2 separate regions of the Homo sapiens genome follow, and region 2 is linked to region 1. Evidence: read pairs that join two places in POLR2A ChIA-PET (ENCODE). Cell type or tissue: CD4-positive, alpha-beta T cell. All regions are shown on one strand.

Region 1 (5,000 bases):
ATCTCAGGCTTCCCTTCTAGCACCCTACAGAAATGAGTAGGGCTGCCTTTTCAGGGCAGTGTCCTCTGAGCAGGCTCAAAGAACAGGGCAGAGAGCCCCCTTGTCCAGCAGAACCTAATTTTTAAAATTTTTTGTAGGGACAAGGTCTTACTGTGTTGCCCAGGCTGGTCTTGAACTCCTGGTTTCAAATAATCCTCCCATCTAGGCCTGCTAAAGTGTTGGAATTACAGGCATAAGCCACTGTGTTGGGACAAGAGATATATATATATATATATATATATTTTTTTTTTTTTTTGAGACAGAGTCTTGCTCTGTCACCCAGGCTGTAGTGCAGTGGCACGATCTTTGCTCACTGCAACCTCTGCCTCCCAGGTTCAAGCAATTCTCCTGTCTCAGCCTCCCGAGTAGCTGGGACTACAGGCACCCGCCACCACGCCTGGCTAATTTTTGTATTTTTTAGTAGAGTCGAAGCTTCGCCATGTTGGCCAGGCTGGTCTTGAATGCCTGACCTCATGATCCACCTGCCTCAGCTTCCCAAAGTGCTGGATTACATGCATGAGCCACCACGCCCCGCCAAGTTTTTTTGTTTTGTTTTGTTTTGTTTGTTTGTTTGTTTGTTTGTTTTTTATTGGGAAGGAGTCTCGCTCTGTCTTGCCCAGGGTGTAGTACAGTGGCATGATCTCGGCTCACTGCAACCTCTGCCTCCCAGGTTCAAGCGATTCTCCTGCCTCAGCCTCCTGAATAGCTGGGATTACAGGAGCCCACCACCACACCCACCTAATTTTTGTATTTTAGTAGAAACAGGGTTTCTCCATGTTGGCCAGGCTGGTCTTGAATGCCTGACCTCAAGTGATCCACCCGCCTCGGCCTCCCAAAGTGCTGGAATTATAGGCGTGAGCCATTGCGCCAGGCCCAAGATAGTTTTTTTTTTTTTTGAGACAGAGTCTTGCTCTGTCGCCCAGGCTGGAGTGCAGTGGCACGATCTCGGCTCACTGCAAGCTCCTCTTCTCAGGTTCACGCCATTCTCCTGCCTCAGCCTTCCGAGTAGCTGGGATTACAGGCGCCCGCCACCACGCCCGGCTAATTTTTTAAATTATTATTATTTTTAGTAGAGACGGGGTTTCACCCTGTTAGCCAGGATAGTCTCAATCTCCTGACCTCGTGATCCCCCGGCCTCGGCCTCCCAAAGTGCTGGGATTATAGGCGTGAGCCACCGCGCCTGGCCAAGATAGTTTTTGTTAACAAATTTAACAAACACCCACCAGTGTACTGGGCATTTGGGATCCTGTTTTGGAACTAATATGGGGGACAAGAGGATGGCAGGCATAGGTTTCCTGTCGCCATAGGCATTTCTCCCTTATCTCAGGAGCAGTCCTGATCACTTCCCAAAATGGGGAGCGCTTTGCCTCTGAGTCCTGAGCATTGTAAAAATGAAGGTGTGTTGTGTGGAAGCTGGACTCACTACCGCAGAGCCTCCTTGGACATTACAGCTGGAAGAAAGAGGCCCTTTTTTTTCTTTTTGAGATGGAGTCTCGCTCTGTCGCTCAGGCTGGAGTGCAGTGGCGCTGTCTGGGCTCACTGCAACCTCCGCCTCCTGGGTTCGATGCTCGTACCTCAGCCTCCTGAGTAGCTAGCATCACAAGAGCCCACTATAGAGCCCGGCTAATTTTTGTATTTTTAGTAGAGATGACATTCCGCCATGTTGGCCAGGCTGGTCTTGAACTCCTGACCTCAAGCGATCCACCTGCCTCGGCCTCCCAAAGTGCTGGGATTACAGGCATGAGCCACCGCACCCGGCCAAGAGAGATCCTTTTATGTTTGCAGTCAAGGGTGCTGAGGCTACAGAGGGAATGCAACTGCCACAATGTTACCCAGGTGTCCATGACATAGCTGGGGTAAGAATACATGTTTCCTGACCCCCAGGCCAGTGTCCCCTATCCATCAGCTGCCCCGTCGTCTCTGTCCCGCCATGCCCATCACTGTCCTTGCCACCCAAGGTGTCAGAGGGAAAGGCTATCACAACTTTTCATGGTCCTCCCCTGCTGTGATTAGACAACAGACAGTTTCTGCTTGTGGGTGCCACTGGTGACTGTCTGGCTTGAAGGGGCCTTGGGACTCCCTCTGCAGCACTGATTTTGGGGGCCCTGGGTTTGGAAGTCACTTAAATTCTGGTGACAGTCTTTGCTCTGGAACTTCTCAGTGGGATGGGAAGCTTGAGGCCCAAATCCCAGCCAGGGAAAGAGGGAGAGAAAGGACACAGCTGCTACTTATTTCCTGGGTTAGGAAGTGGCTGGGAAGGAATCTAGAGTTTTTGAGATGGATTTTATTAGGGAACAGTGTGAGGAATGAATTCTGGAGGGAATGATGGTCCAAGCCAAAAGAGGAAATGCAGGCAGCATCTTGTGCCTGAGGATGAGCCTTGCCTGGAGGAGGAGCGGGTGAGGAGGAGGAGACAGGCATTAGGGGACCAGGGGTTGTCACCCAGGAGAACCTGAACAGTCAGGGTGGAGTCTTCTGGCATCCATTCCTGTCATCTGAGAGACAGATGGGGCTTGGGATGAGGAGAGGGACATGAAGGAGTTTCTCAGGAGCAGGTGCCTGCTCTCATGCCAAAGAGAGGAGCCTCTACTTTGGTACGTACATAGTAGGCCCTGGTATCTCAGGAACAGAGACTGATGAGGTTGTCTGCATCTTGGGCCCTGCAACTCAGGAAAGCCATCAGTTTTGCAACCACAGAAAAGGTAAAAAAAAGAGTCAGGCTGTCAGTGAGGGTTTGAAGGGACTGTGGGGCTGTCTAGGGTTGTATGAGAAGTGTATGTTCTGAACACATGTGGTTGGAGCTGTATATGGTCTGTACATGTTGTAGATCTGTATGTTGTGTATTACTAAAAAAAATCCTGGTGCCTTCCTTTCCTTACTCTGTTGCCCAGGCTGGAGTTCAGTGGTGTAAGCATGACTTACTGCAGCCTCAATCTCCTGGGCTCAAGCAATCCTCCTGCTTCAGGCTCCCAAAGTCCTAGGATTACAAGTGTCGGCCACGGGCTGGGCACAGTGGCTCACGCCTGTAATCCCAGCATTTTGGGAGACAGATCTGGGTGGATCACGAGGTCAGAAGATCGAGACCATCCTGGCCAACATGGTGAAACCTCGTCTCTACTAAAAATACGAAAAAATTAGCTGTGTGTAATGGTGCGCGCCTGTAGTCCCAGCTACTCGGGAGTCTGAGGCAGGAGAATAGCTTGAACCCGGAAGGCGGAGCTTGCAGTGAGCGGAGATCGCGCCTCTGCACTCTGGCCTGGCAACAGAGCGAGACTCCATCTCAAAAACAATCAACCAACCAACCAAACAAACAAGAACAAAAAAACAAGTGTTGGCCGGGCGCGGTGGCTCACGCCTGTAATCCCAGCACTCTGGGAGGCCGAGGGGGGCGGATCATAAGGTCAGGAGATCGAGACCATCCTGGCTAACACGGTGAAACCCCGTCTCTACTAAAAATACAAAAAATTAGCCGGGCGCGGTGGCAGGCGCCTGTAGTCCCACCTACTCGGGAGGCTGAGACAGGAGAATGGCGTGAACCCCGGAGGCGGAGCTTGCAGTGAGCCGAGATTGCGCCACTGCACTCCAGCCTGGGCGACAGAGTGAGACTCTGTCTCAAAAAACAAAAAAAACAAAAAAAAACAAATGTCAGCCAGCATACCCTGTCTCCCCCAAATTTCTTAGCCTGGCATTTAAGGCTAAAGATTAACCAGACTCACCATGTATTTTCCTGCCCCTGTGCATTTTATTCATGCTTTGTTCTCTGCTTTCTCAGCCCCTGATCTTTACCAATTAAAATCCTCTTCTAGCTGCAGCTCAGATGCTACCTCTTCCAGGAAGCCTTTTTTGGTATCCTTACCCAAATGCCCTCTCTCCTCTGAATGGCAGAGCACTTTTCTCTACCTCTTTTGCAGTAGTTACATTCTCTTATGCATTCTGACTATTAAGGGCGAGGCTGTCAGTTTCCTCCACTAAATACGAAAGTCTTCGAAGGCTTATAAGTTTGTTGTATTCATTTTTGTATCCCCAATACCTAGCACAGTCCCTTTACATAGCAGGCATTTAATTCAAAATATATTTGTTAAACAAATAAATGTATGTGTTGGGTTATGGAGATAAATGAGAAACTTGTGGGGTTTTTTTGTTTGTTTTCTGAGATGGAGTCTTGCTCTGTCACCCAGGCTGGAGTGCAGTAGCGCAATATTGGCTCACTGCAACTTCCGCCTCCTGAGTTCAAGCAATTCTCCTGCCTCGGCCTCCCGAGTAGCTGGGATTACAGGTGCCTGCCACCGCACCCGGCAAATTTTTGTGTTTTTAGTAGAGACAAGGTTTCACCATGTTGTCCAGTTTGTCTCGAACTCCTGACCTCGTGATCCGCCAGCCTCGGCCTCCCAAAGTGTTGGGATTACAGGGGTGAGCCACCGTGCCCAGCCTTTTTGTTGTTGTTGTTGTTTGTTTTTGAGACAGGGTTTCACTCTGTCTCCCAGGCAGGAGTGCAGTGGAGCGATCATAGCTCACTGCAGCCTCAACCTTCTGGACTCAAGCAATTCTGCCACCCTAGTCTCCCGAGTAGCTGGGACTACAGGCACACGCCACCATGCCCAGCTAATTTTTTTTTTCTCGTAGAGATGAGGTCTTGTTATTTTGCCTAGGCTGCTCTCAAACTCCTGGGCTAAAGCGATCCTCCTGCCTCAGCCTCCCAAAGTGCTGGTATTAGAAGGATGAGCCACTGTGCCCGGTGCTAGGAAAACTTCTTGCCCTGTGCTAGGAAAACATTTTTTCCTAGTGGAAAGAAAGTTTCCCAGTGGAAAAAAAGTTTATTTGCACTAGGAGCTTACAGTTCAGTGACAGAGACATATACAAATATGAATTAATTTATTTGGGAGGCTGAGGTAGGCAGATGGCTTGGGCCCAGGAGTTCAAGACGAGGCTGGACAACATGGAGAAACCCCGTCTCTACTAAA
Region 2 (5,000 bases), 82 kb after region 1:
AGAAAGGGAGGAATAAAAAATAACTTCGAGAGTTTTTCCTTTGAGTAACTGAAGGGATGGTAGTTCCATTTAACTGGGTTGGTAAATTTACTGATCGGGTGGGAGTCAGTGAGGGAAGGAGGCAGGGATGTTACATATAGAGGGGAAAAATCAAGATACCTGAAATGATACTCAAGAGGAAATGTCAAACAGCTAGAGATTATGAGTCTGGAGCTTAGTAGTTTAGGGATATTCAAATTACTGTATTCTAAAATTATTTGGAGTAGTTTTTCTCTGTGCAGACCAACAGTGAGTGCATGATTAAGTTTATTCATTTTAATTTCGATGCTGAAGAACTATTTAACTTTTGTTTCACAGTTTTATAAAATATTCACATGGCTCCAACATCAATTCTAGAGAACAGGAATTATTCAAAGTGGTCCAGCTTCTGTCCCTGTGCCCTTTCCCCTATAGCCTCCATCCTTTTATAGGTAACCATTTACACTTTTTATGGTTTACAGCTTTTTGTTACTACATACGTTTTTCTCCATCTTCTTTCATTTTTAACTTAATATATCATGAAGCTCAACTCCATAGTAGTATTTATAAATATGTTGATTACTGTAGCTTTGTGGTAAGTTTTGAAATCAGGATGTATTAAGTCTTCTGACTATTCTTTAAGATTATTTTGGGTCAGGCGTGGTGGCTCACACCTGGAATCCCAGCACTTTGGGAGCTGAGCCAGGTGGATCACCTGAGGTGAGGAGTTCAAGACCAGCCTGGCCAACATGGCAAAATCCCATCTTTACTAAAAATACAAAAATTAGCTGGGCATGGTGGTGCACACCTGTAATCCTAGCTACTTGGGAGGCTGAGGCAAGAGAATCGCTTGAACCCAGGAGGCAGAGGCTGCAGTGAGCTGAGATCGCACCACTGCACTCCAGCCTGGGCAACAGGGCAAGACTGTCTCAAAAAAAATATATATATATACACACATATATATATATATATATATATATATATATATATATATACACACACATATATATATACACACACATATATATATACGTATATATATACGTATATATATACGTATATATATGCATATATATACGTATATATATACATATATATACGTATATATATATACATATATATACGTATATATATATACATATATATATATATATTTTGCTTGTCTGGATCTTTAGCATTTCCATATGAATTTATGTATCAGCTTGTCAATTTCTGAAGTAAAACCAGCAAGGATTTTGATAGGGATTACTGCTGATTCATTTTGGTTCTTTTGTATTTAATAAGTTGTTTTTCTCTTGCTGTTTCCAGTATTTTCTCTTTGGCTTGTAACAGTTTGACTATGATGTGTTGAAGTGTGAATGTCTTTCAGTTTATACCACTTGGCATTCATTGAGCAGCTTGGATGTATAGGTTTTTTTTTTTTTCTTTTTTTGAGATGGAGTCTTGCCCTGTGGCCCAGACTGGAGTGCAGTGGCATGATCTCGGCTCATTGCAACCTCCGCCTCCTGGATTCAAGTGATTCTTGTGCCTCAGCCTCCTGAGTAGCTGGGATTATGGGCACCCACCACCACTCCTGGCTAACTTTTTGTATTTTTAGTAGAGACGGGGTTTCTCCATGTTGGCCAGGCTGGTCTTGAACTCCTGACCCGAACTGATCTGCCCACCTCAGCCTCCCAAAGTGCTGGGACTACAGGCATGAGCCACTGCACCCGGCTTGGATGTATAATGTTTTTCTATTTGGGAAGTTTCAGCTGTTACTTCTTTGAATAATTTTCTGCTCCTCTCCCTTCCTTCTGGTCCTACCATACATGCATATATATGTTGGTGTGTTTAACGGTATCCCATAAGTTTGAGGCTGTTTTTTCTTTTTTAAAATAGTTCATAGATTATCAAAAGTTCTTTTTGTATGGCATTGAGATTTATTTATATATTTAACTGCATGCATATCTTTAGCTTTCACATAAATTTTGCTTCATACAGGCTATTGGTATAAGCATTTCCTCTTTTAAGAGTTTGATTCTTTAAAAAAAATACCAAATCCAAAATTCAGAAATGGTAGTCCGGCGCTACAAGGAAGCACACTGAAAATAACAAGCTGATGATACATTATCACATTGTACAATAGTATTTTATATTTTCTTACACACTTTCCAGTAAGTTTTTTCACATCCTGAAATGTCACGGTGTCATTTTTGAAAGGAGAGCTGTGGAGAGATTCTGATATGACTCAGAGTTGTGAAGGCACCTGGTGGAGCTCCTTCATTAATTTCTCTAACCGTTCAGGGCACTGAAGTCTGTGGGGACAGTAAGTTCACATTTACTGTTTGTGTTAAGTGAATCCCCAACCTACTTTGATTTGCACTAAAACGCCTCTACCCTCAAAGTACCGCGTCATTAAGGTTATATGATAACAAATTAGGAAAAACAAATTAAGCATCACTTGCTTGGCAACATTAACTGGCCCACCACACTCCCACCACAGATTTTAGAAGTGTACATTAGCAAAAGATGCTTCTCTATGCATTATGGCAGAAGTCTATTAAAGAATATTTAATTTATTGACTAATATTTCTAATAAGCACATTCAGAGGATACTCTTTCTACATTTTATATACTGGCTGTCTGCCATTAACAGCAGTAAAAATAAGGAAAAATAAAAAAATCTCAATCTCAAATGATTTAACAGCTTAGTTCTGTATTTGCTTGACAGTGTATGCAGTTATAGTACACACTATCAAATATATCTTCCATATCTATTTAGAAAACTTATTCTGATATTAGAACCATGTGAAGAAAGTCTTCTCCATTATTTTAGTGAGTCTGTTAAAATGGTCCACTAAGAACCATCTTCAAAATTTCAGGTGCTTCAAAAGTTAAGAGAAACAATTAACTTCATTACTCTAATACAAAACAAAAACAAAAACAAAAACTGACAACTTTAAATTAGTATTAAGCTACCAAAAATTGATACCACTCAGGAAAGATTTTTTCCCCCCCGAATGATAATTTTATTTATTTTTTTGAGACAGAGTCTCTGTCTGTCACCCAGGCTGGAGTGCAGTGATGCAATATCGGCTCACTGCAATCTCCGCCTCCCAGGTTCAAGCAATTCTCATGCCTCAGCTTCCCAAGTAGCTGGGATTACAGGCATGTGCCACCATGCCCAGCTAATTTTTGTATTTTTAGTACAGATGGGGTTTTACCATGTTAGGCTGGTCTTGAACTCCTGGCATCAAATGATCTGCCTGCCTTGGCCTCCCAAGGTGCTGGGATTATAGGCGTGAGCCACCGCGTGGCACTGAATGATAATATTTAGCTAAAATTTTAGTGAAAGAAAAGGCAATTCTGAGAGCAATCTGGGTAGAGAGGGGTTTCTCAGGCGTAGGTACTAATTCCCATGCAGGACTGCCTTCAGATGCAGCTCCCGTGTCTCCACAGTCCTCAAGGCCTGGTTTTGGTGGTTCTGTAGTAAAGGCTTCACACATGTGTAATATGTATAGGTAGCATCACTACAAAATGGAGTGCAAGTTCAAATCAGAGTTTTAAGGTCAGGAAAAGTAAGTATCATTTAAATGAATCACCAGAGACACTTTTAGAAGTTCTTAAGTTCCTTTAGAAATCTCCCTTTCAAGGATGTGCCAATTTTTATTTTGGCAAATCATGGATAAAAACTAAATGTATTAATAGTTATGATGATTGTGGTGCTATTTTTTAAACATTACTAACTTTATAGCAATACTCACATTTACCTATTTACCTAGCACACTTTTTTTTTTTTTTGAGATGGAGTCTTGGTCTGTTGCCCAGGCTGGAGTGCAGTGGCGTGATCTCGGCTCACTGCCACCTCCACCTCCCGGGTTCAAGCAATTCTCCTGCCTCAGCCTCCCAAGTAGCTGGAATTACAGGCGTGCACTACCACGCCCAGCTAATTTTTGTATTTTTAGTAGAGACGGGGTTTCACCATGATGGCCAGTCTGGTCTCAAACTCCTAACCCCAAGAGATCCGCTCACTTCAGCCTCCCAAAGTGCTGGGATTACAGGCGTGAGCCACAGCGCCTGGCCACATTTCAACAGTGTTTTATTTTCAGTAACTGACCTACTGCAGTCTATTTTCAGACTTTTAGTTTATATATGATATTTTATTATGCTGATATGAATGTGAAATTTTAAAAATTAAAACAAGCAATTAGTAAGGGTTTCTTATTTATGTTAAATATTAATTTATCTTACCTAAGTGCATAATTTTGTCCATGTAGTGGTAGAATTGTAAAACTAAACTTTAGAAGTTTTTTTTTTTTTTTTTGAGAGAGGGTTTTGCTCTGTTGCTCAGGCTGGAGTGCAGTGGCGCAAACTTGGCTCACTGCAACCTCCGCCTCCTGGGTTCAAGTGATTCTCGTGCCTCAGCTTCCCAAGTAGCTGGGATTGCAGGCGCACACCATCATGCCCAGTTAATTCTTGTATTTTCAGTAGAGCTGGAGTTTTGCCATGTTGCCCAGGCTGGTCTTGAACTCCTGGCCTCAAGTGATCTACCCACCTTGACCTCCCGAAGTGCTGGGATTACAGACGTGAACCGCCACGCCTGCATACAGATCTTATTTCAGTTACAAAAACACACTGTTGACATTATTTTAATATAGCATTTTAGTTTATTACTGTGGAAATGTGGAGCACAAGACATGACAAATACTAGGTATTAATTTCAAAACTGTTCAGAATGAGGCTGGGCGTGGTGGTTCACACCTGTAATCCCAGAACTTTGGGAGGCTGAGGCGGGAGGATTGCTTGAGCCCAGGAGTTCAAGACCAGCCTGGGCAAAATGGTGAAACCCTGTCTCTATTAAAAAAAAAAAAAAAAAAAATTTTTTCCAAAAGAACAAAAATCTACCCAGAATGGCTTATGAAGGTTTGTAATTGTTGATTTAAGAGTATTTAGGATTTTTTTTTTTTTTTTACAAATTAAAAAGTTCCAGTAACTATTTACAT

Evidence for each region. ChIA-PET counts read pairs that join two places held together with the same protein. Peaks named below come from ENCODE experiments on the same cell type or tissue, not always from the same donor. Only the 100,000 strongest peaks of a DNase experiment are listed, where the experiment ranks them.
Region 2: POLR2A ChIA-PET joins it to region 1 with 6 read pairs; 7 of 35 experiments call an interaction of 5 or more read pairs at or near these places.

What each region holds. Positions count from the first base shown.
Region 1 is chr11:18,384,779-18,389,778 of GRCh38, forward strand. MIR3159 (microRNA 3159) reads left to right here and starts at 3,009; the gene lies at 3,009-3,082. In CD4-positive, alpha-beta T cell, no CTCF peak of the experiment used is centred here; no DNase peak of the experiment used is centred here; H3K27ac peaks cover 2,011 bases.
Region 2 is chr11:18,466,907-18,471,906 of GRCh38, forward strand. The region is part of intron 3 of LDHAL6A (lactate dehydrogenase A like 6A); the gene reads left to right. Among named protein-coding and RNA genes, the nearest start is that of LDHAL6A, 14 kb to the left of the region's middle. In CD4-positive, alpha-beta T cell, no CTCF peak of the experiment used is centred here; no DNase peak of the experiment used is centred here.